Regions from separate parts of the Mus musculus genome. Here region 1 is linked to region 2. Evidence: chromatin loops called from intact Hi-C (ENCODE). Cell type or tissue: left cerebral cortex. All regions are shown on one strand. Each heading gives the region's core, and the rest is flanking DNA. Links, peaks and the distances in the headings are about the cores only.

Region 1 (2,917 bases), core at 177-2,676, 170 kb before region 2:
TCAGTGGCAGTGGCAGACTGGAGAAATGTCTCAGTAGTAAAGAACACAGACTGCTCTTTGAAAGGATCAGGGTCCAATGCCCAGACACCCACATGGCAACTCACAACCACTAGTTAACTACAATTTCATGGGATCTGACATCTTCTGACCTCTGTGCACACCAGGCACACAGGTAGTGCATAGACACATATACAGACAAGATACCCACACAGACAAAATAAGTAGATTTAAACTAAAAAATAATGTCAATGACAAGTACCTTCAAAATGTGATAATGTTGACAAATCCTTGTGTCAAATATTCATTGGCTAATAAGTGTACCTGCAACATGGCTCATCAGGTCAGAGTGCTCGCTGCCAACTCTGATGACCTGAGGTCAGTCCCTGGGTTCCACATGGTGGAAGAAGAGAAGAGAGAGTTGTCATCTGACGTGTACATACAAGTTGTGACACTTAGGCATGTCCCTACCTCAAACGAGCAAACAGTTTAATTTGAAAGGAAGAGAAAAAGTATACACAATAAGAGAGCATGAAGAGGGAAGGGGTTTTCTAGGTGAAAAATGGTGTGGACTTGGGTCTTATTTGAGACAGAATGTCCCTGGGTTGCCCAGAATGGTCTTGAACTCCTGGACTGAAATGATTCTCCAGTCTGTGCCTCTTGAACAGCTGTGACTACAAGTATGTTGTTACTGCATAGCTTAAGGGTTTTGGGTTTTTTTTTTTTTTTTTAGTATAAGAATATAGTTTTGTTTCACCAGGCCATACAAATGTCATAGTCATATTAGTAGTTATAAATAAGTGTGCTAGGGTAGTCTGGATGGTATGTGCTCTACCACAAAGGTTAAAACAGTGCATGTAAGAAGCAAGGTTTATGTCTCTATGGATAGAAGTCTGGAGTGGTAAATTTTCAGCTTCTCCCAGTAGAGTCCAATAGAGTCAGTCAACATGAAAACTAGTTACAGTGATTTTAGCGTCTGGTTTTGCATGACTTTCTTGCACAGTTTTACGTTTGACCGGGCTCTGTGTGGTTTTGTTTCTCTGTGTGACTCTTGTGGGTGTAGTGCTTGGATCCAAGATAGCTCGTGCGCATGATGTTAGATGCTAGTGGCTGCCTTAAGCAGTGTCCTGGGGATGGTGGTCAAAGCTTCTTCATAAATAGCCTGCTGGATGCTGTTTCTCCGTATGGCTCGGCTCCTCGGATCACAGCAGCTGGAGTCTGAGTCAGGGAGTCCCTTTCCCACAAGTGAGTCATAGGAGGCAAAGCTGGAAGGCGCCAGCGGCAGGAAGCCATGCCCACCACATTCTGTTGGTTAAGCAAGGTGTGCATCCAGCACAGATTCAAGAGGAATGCAAATATACACCAGACCTCTTGAGGGGGAGAGCCACAGTGAATTTATGGTCGTCTTTACCACAGGCACCAATGCAAGTCAGTGCACCGGGTTCTAATCATTTTGTTTTGCTTTTTGTTTTTGTTTTGTTTTTTTTTTAAAGATTTATTTATTTATTATATGTAAGTACACTGTAGCTGTCTTCAGACACGCCAGAAGAGGGCATCAGATCTTGTTACAGATGGTTGTGAGCCACCATGTGGTTGCTGGGATTTGAACTCCGGACCTTTGGAAGAGCAGTCGGATGCTCTTACCCACTGAGCCATCTCACCAGCCCCTCATTTTGTTTTTAAAAACATCTGGCCCTGAATTTCTTTTTCTTTTCCTCCATTTCTTTTAGATTTTCTCACTTAACAGAGTATAGGTTTTTATGATTCTCTGGATTTCTATTTTTTAAAGATTTATTTTATTTATTATATATAAGTACACTGTAGCTGTCTTCAGACACCCCAGAAGAGGGCATCAGATCTCATTGCGGATGGTTGTGAGCCACTGTGAGACCCCGACTTAGAGCGTTTCTCCCTGGAAGGTAAAACCCCTGGATGTTCCCCAAGCTTGTTTTCCCTGATCTCTAAAAATACAGCTAGAAAGAAGCTCTTTGTTCTCTATAGCCAGCAAAGAGCCTTTTTGTTTCTATACTGTACAACCAGAGATGCCTGCCTTCCTGTGCCGAGGACACAGAGATAAAAATTCAGAAAGAACTCACTCCCCACTCCTGCCTTGTAAATTTCACCAAGGACACCCGGAAGAGAAGAACTCTTCCCAACTCCTCCCAACTCCTCAGCTAGCTGTTAAAAGCCCCTTACTGTCACTGCTCGGGGTCAAACTCCCCTGCCCTGCGCGGCGGAGGGACTTCGTCCTCAGCTAGCTGATAATAAAACCTCTTGCAGTTTGCATCAGGTGTGGTTTTCTCTCGAGATGTTGGGGTGTTGGCCAGCTCATCCCGGGACTTGAGCAGAGGCCCAGCATTGGGGGTCTTACACCACCATGTGGTTGCTGGGATTTGAACTCAGGACCTCTGGAAGAGCAGTCAGTGCTCTTAACCGCTGAGGCATCTCTTCAGCCCAACATTTTTTTTTTCGAGTCAATGTCTCTCTATGTAGCCCAGGCTATCCTGGAACTATGTAGACTAGGTTGGTCTCAAACTCACAGATACCTGCCTGCCTCTGCCTCTCAAGTGCTGGAATAGTTCTGATCTCAAACAGAATAGGTTTTTTCTCAGGCAGCAAAGATTCCCAGTATGTAGTTCTGTGATGTCAAGGCTGAGGGACTAGAAGCAGCAGCAGGATCAGGGGTTCGAGGGCAGCATCCATTCTAAGAATCTGGGTCCAGCAGAGGCCGCATGAGATCCTACGGCAAACCAACAACAAAACTGCCAAGAATTGAATTTGTTTCTCAAATGGAAGAAAAGAATAACTTCATGAAGCAGACTAGAAATGTACATTAATAATAAAGCCAGAAAGGCTGATCGAGGACTTTCTAGAAGTTGCCAGCCTGAGCAAGGCAGCTGTGGATGTAGACACCTGTGAC
Region 2 (2,917 bases), core at 230-2,729:
TACCCACAACAGTTGCACAGGGCATTCTGGAAGCGGTGTGGGGAGCACCTGGATGAAGTCCATCCCACCCTGTCCTAAGGCTGTCTCAGCCGCTGTGTCTGAGGCCCAGGCCCCTGGTTTACCTCGCTGTTTGTTGCTGCTTTTTACCTTGTTCTTCTGGGTTTGCTTCATTCTCTGATTCTTTGGCTACAAAGATGTCCTTGATTGAAATTAGGTCATTTTTCAAGAGTTCTAGCTTCTCTCCATCCAGGGATGTTAAGAAGGACTGAACCTGGAGAAAAATAAAAGGGAATAGAAAGAAAGAAATAGGTCACTTAACTGTCATCGTTTCTTCCCACGGAAAGCATTTACATATGGCTGCCTCCAGTTTTCCCAGTAGCTCCTGAGCGAGCCATAGTGTGGAGGTGGGGGGCAGGGGGTGGGGGGGCGTTTGGCTCTACTGCCCATTCACAGCGTGGGCTCCCAGGCCTCAGTCCTTCCCATTCAGTAGTTATTGCTGTTGCTGTTACATCTCAGTATATAGTTCAGATTGGCCTCGAACTGATTAAATAGTCCAGTCTGGTCTTGAACTTGAACTTCTCTTGCCCTGGCTTCTTCATTACAGTTACAGGCACGAGCCACCACACAGGACTAACTGTCTCCTTCTTAAAGCAGGATCTGTACTTCCTTGGGATCCTTGGTGTGGTAAACAATAAACATGAAGCAAGAGGCCCTGGTCAACAGTGGTGGTGGCAGGAACCCATTGATCACAGGGGTTAAAAACACTCCCTCCACACAGCTCAAATATCAGTTCCTCACTTGCTTACTGCTGACCTTGGGTAATTTACATTCCCATGCTTTGGCTTTATCTGAATAATCGGGACTGCTTACATTTACCTTTAAGGCCATTTTGGTCACTAAAGCATAAGAACTGACTTAAAACACTGTGTTGCTCAATAAATAAAAGATCTAACACATATGCATATATATGTATATATATGTGTGTATAAATATACACACACATACATATCTCTCTGTCTCTGTCTCTCTCTGTCTCTCTCTCTGTCTCTCTCTCTCTCTGTCTCTCTCTCTCTGTCTCTCTCTCTCTCTCTCTCTATATATATATATATATATATATATATATATATACATATGATTAGATTAGACATGACTTACACGGAGTTTACAAAAATGTCCAAGATACATTTTCATTTTCTGATAATTCATTGTCTAGAATGGTAGTTCTCAACCTGAAGGGGGATTGTATATCACATATCCTGCATATCAGATATTTGCATTATGATTCACAACAGTAGCAAAATTACAGGTATGAAGCATAGAAATAATTCTATGGTTGGGGTCACCACCACACTAGGAACTGGATTAAAGGGTCACGTTGTGATGAACGTTGAAAACCTCTGCTCTAGGGGAGGGAATCTCAAGACAGCCAGTATCAGACCTAATGGACATGGAGGAAGGGCACTGCAGTCAGCAGGAGGGAACAGTCACTGAACTGGGAAGCTGTGCAGGGAGAGCTTGGGAGAGGAGCCTCGGCTTGGACTGACATCACCTCTGCTCAGAGTCTCTCTTTGGAGAGTGCCCTCTGCATAGACTTCAAAACAAGTACAGATGGCCATCCTCTGAAGATTAATCTAAATTTCCAAATCGGTCACAGGTCATGGAACATCGTAATAAAAATGAGGCGTGACTGTAAAGCTGTTCATTTCTGGTTTCTCATTCTGCACTTCAAATTCTCCCTCTAGAGGGAGTACTAGCTGAGCTCCGTCCTCCTTGGGGTAGGTTTCACTGTCCATGTGTTAGTAAATTGGCACACCAGACTAGGAGTCAGCCAGGGCATCCGGGCTGGCAGGCTTTGTTTTCCTAAGGTTTACGCACATCACTGGGTGCTGTGCGCCTGCCCAAGGCTCTGGGAGGAAGCTTGGCAGGAAATCAACACAAAACCCATTAGCCATGCAGTTCGGCAGGTAGCAGAAATGTGCCCTGCTCTGTGGCTCCTGGCCAGCCCCTCTGGCTTTGGCCTTCTGAGAGCCTTCTTTTCACTTGCATGTTCCGGCTTCTCCCTCTTTAACTCTAGTCTGCTACAGCGGCGTGCACTGAATTGTAGTCGGACGCAAGAATTAATCATAATTAATCATGCATTCCTCACAAGGGTACACAGAGTGTCTTATGCCCCTTTCCCATAAAAATAAATTTTGAAAAATGCAACTGAGTGTAATGGAAACAAAATGATGAGATTTTCCCACTGATTATGTACCGCACTGCCAGGTCTGTCTTAGAATCGATCTGAAGCAACATCATTGATAATAATTCCTTTGTATTATTTATTCACTTATCTATTTATTGTGGCATGTGTGCTGCTGCTGCTGTGGTATGGGTGTGCATGCCACGATGTGGGTTCTAGGGTCTGAACTCCAGTTCTCAAGACTGTGGCACACACTTGAAACCACAGAGCTAGCTCTCCAGCGTCAATACTTCCTTCCCTTTCTCTTGTAATGTTTGAGGTTCAGCCAACGAAATATCAGCGGATACAACGAGCATCCTTTCTTGTCCACAGCTTTCAAATGGGAGTGTCCTCTCTGTTTCCTCGGGCTGACGGGACTCAGAGGACCACAGGCATCAGGTCATGGTGACATCCAATACATTTTAAAGACCTGGACACAGGGGCCGCTGCAGAACACATGGGATACTTCCCCTTCTAGAACACTCTCCAGGTTACTGAGTGGGCCTCTTTCCCATGCTGTGCTGAGACCAGTGTGAACCTAGAAGATGACTCCAGATAGCTGCTTGCATTGGGGAATGTGTGGAGCTGGAACAAAAGAGTCTCACTTACTTGTGCATGGCAGTTTGAGGTAAAGGACAGCTGGAGCCTGAGGGGACATAGAGGAGGATGCAGTAGAAATTCAGGGACTGAGAATCC

Evidence for each region. Hi-C counts contacts between places; a loop is a spot of excess contacts. Peaks named below come from ENCODE experiments on the same cell type or tissue, not always from the same donor. Only the 100,000 strongest peaks of a DNase experiment are listed, where the experiment ranks them.
Region 1: it touches region 2 in a loop (2.4-fold over the local background); 1 of 42 quality-filtered maps calls a loop at or near these places.

The regions. Positions count from the first base shown.
Region 1 is chr5:65,192,937-65,195,853 of GRCm38, reverse strand. No RefSeq gene overlaps it. Among named protein-coding and RNA genes, the nearest start is that of Wdr19, 5.3 kb to the left of the region's middle. In left cerebral cortex, for the core only: no CTCF peak of the experiment used is centred there; a DNase peak (open chromatin) is centred at 1,209.
Region 2 is chr5:65,018,956-65,021,872 of GRCm38, reverse strand. Fam114a1 (family with sequence similarity 114, member A1) reads right to left here. Exons shown (of 14, transcript NM_026667.3): 8 at 148-271. Gm32374 (a long non-coding RNA gene) reads left to right here and starts at 1,741. Exons shown (of 3, transcript XR_003955930.1): 1 at 1,741-1,775; 2 at 2,555-2,917. In left cerebral cortex, for the core only: a CTCF peak has its summit at 1,731; DNase peaks (open chromatin) are centred at 330 and 1,920.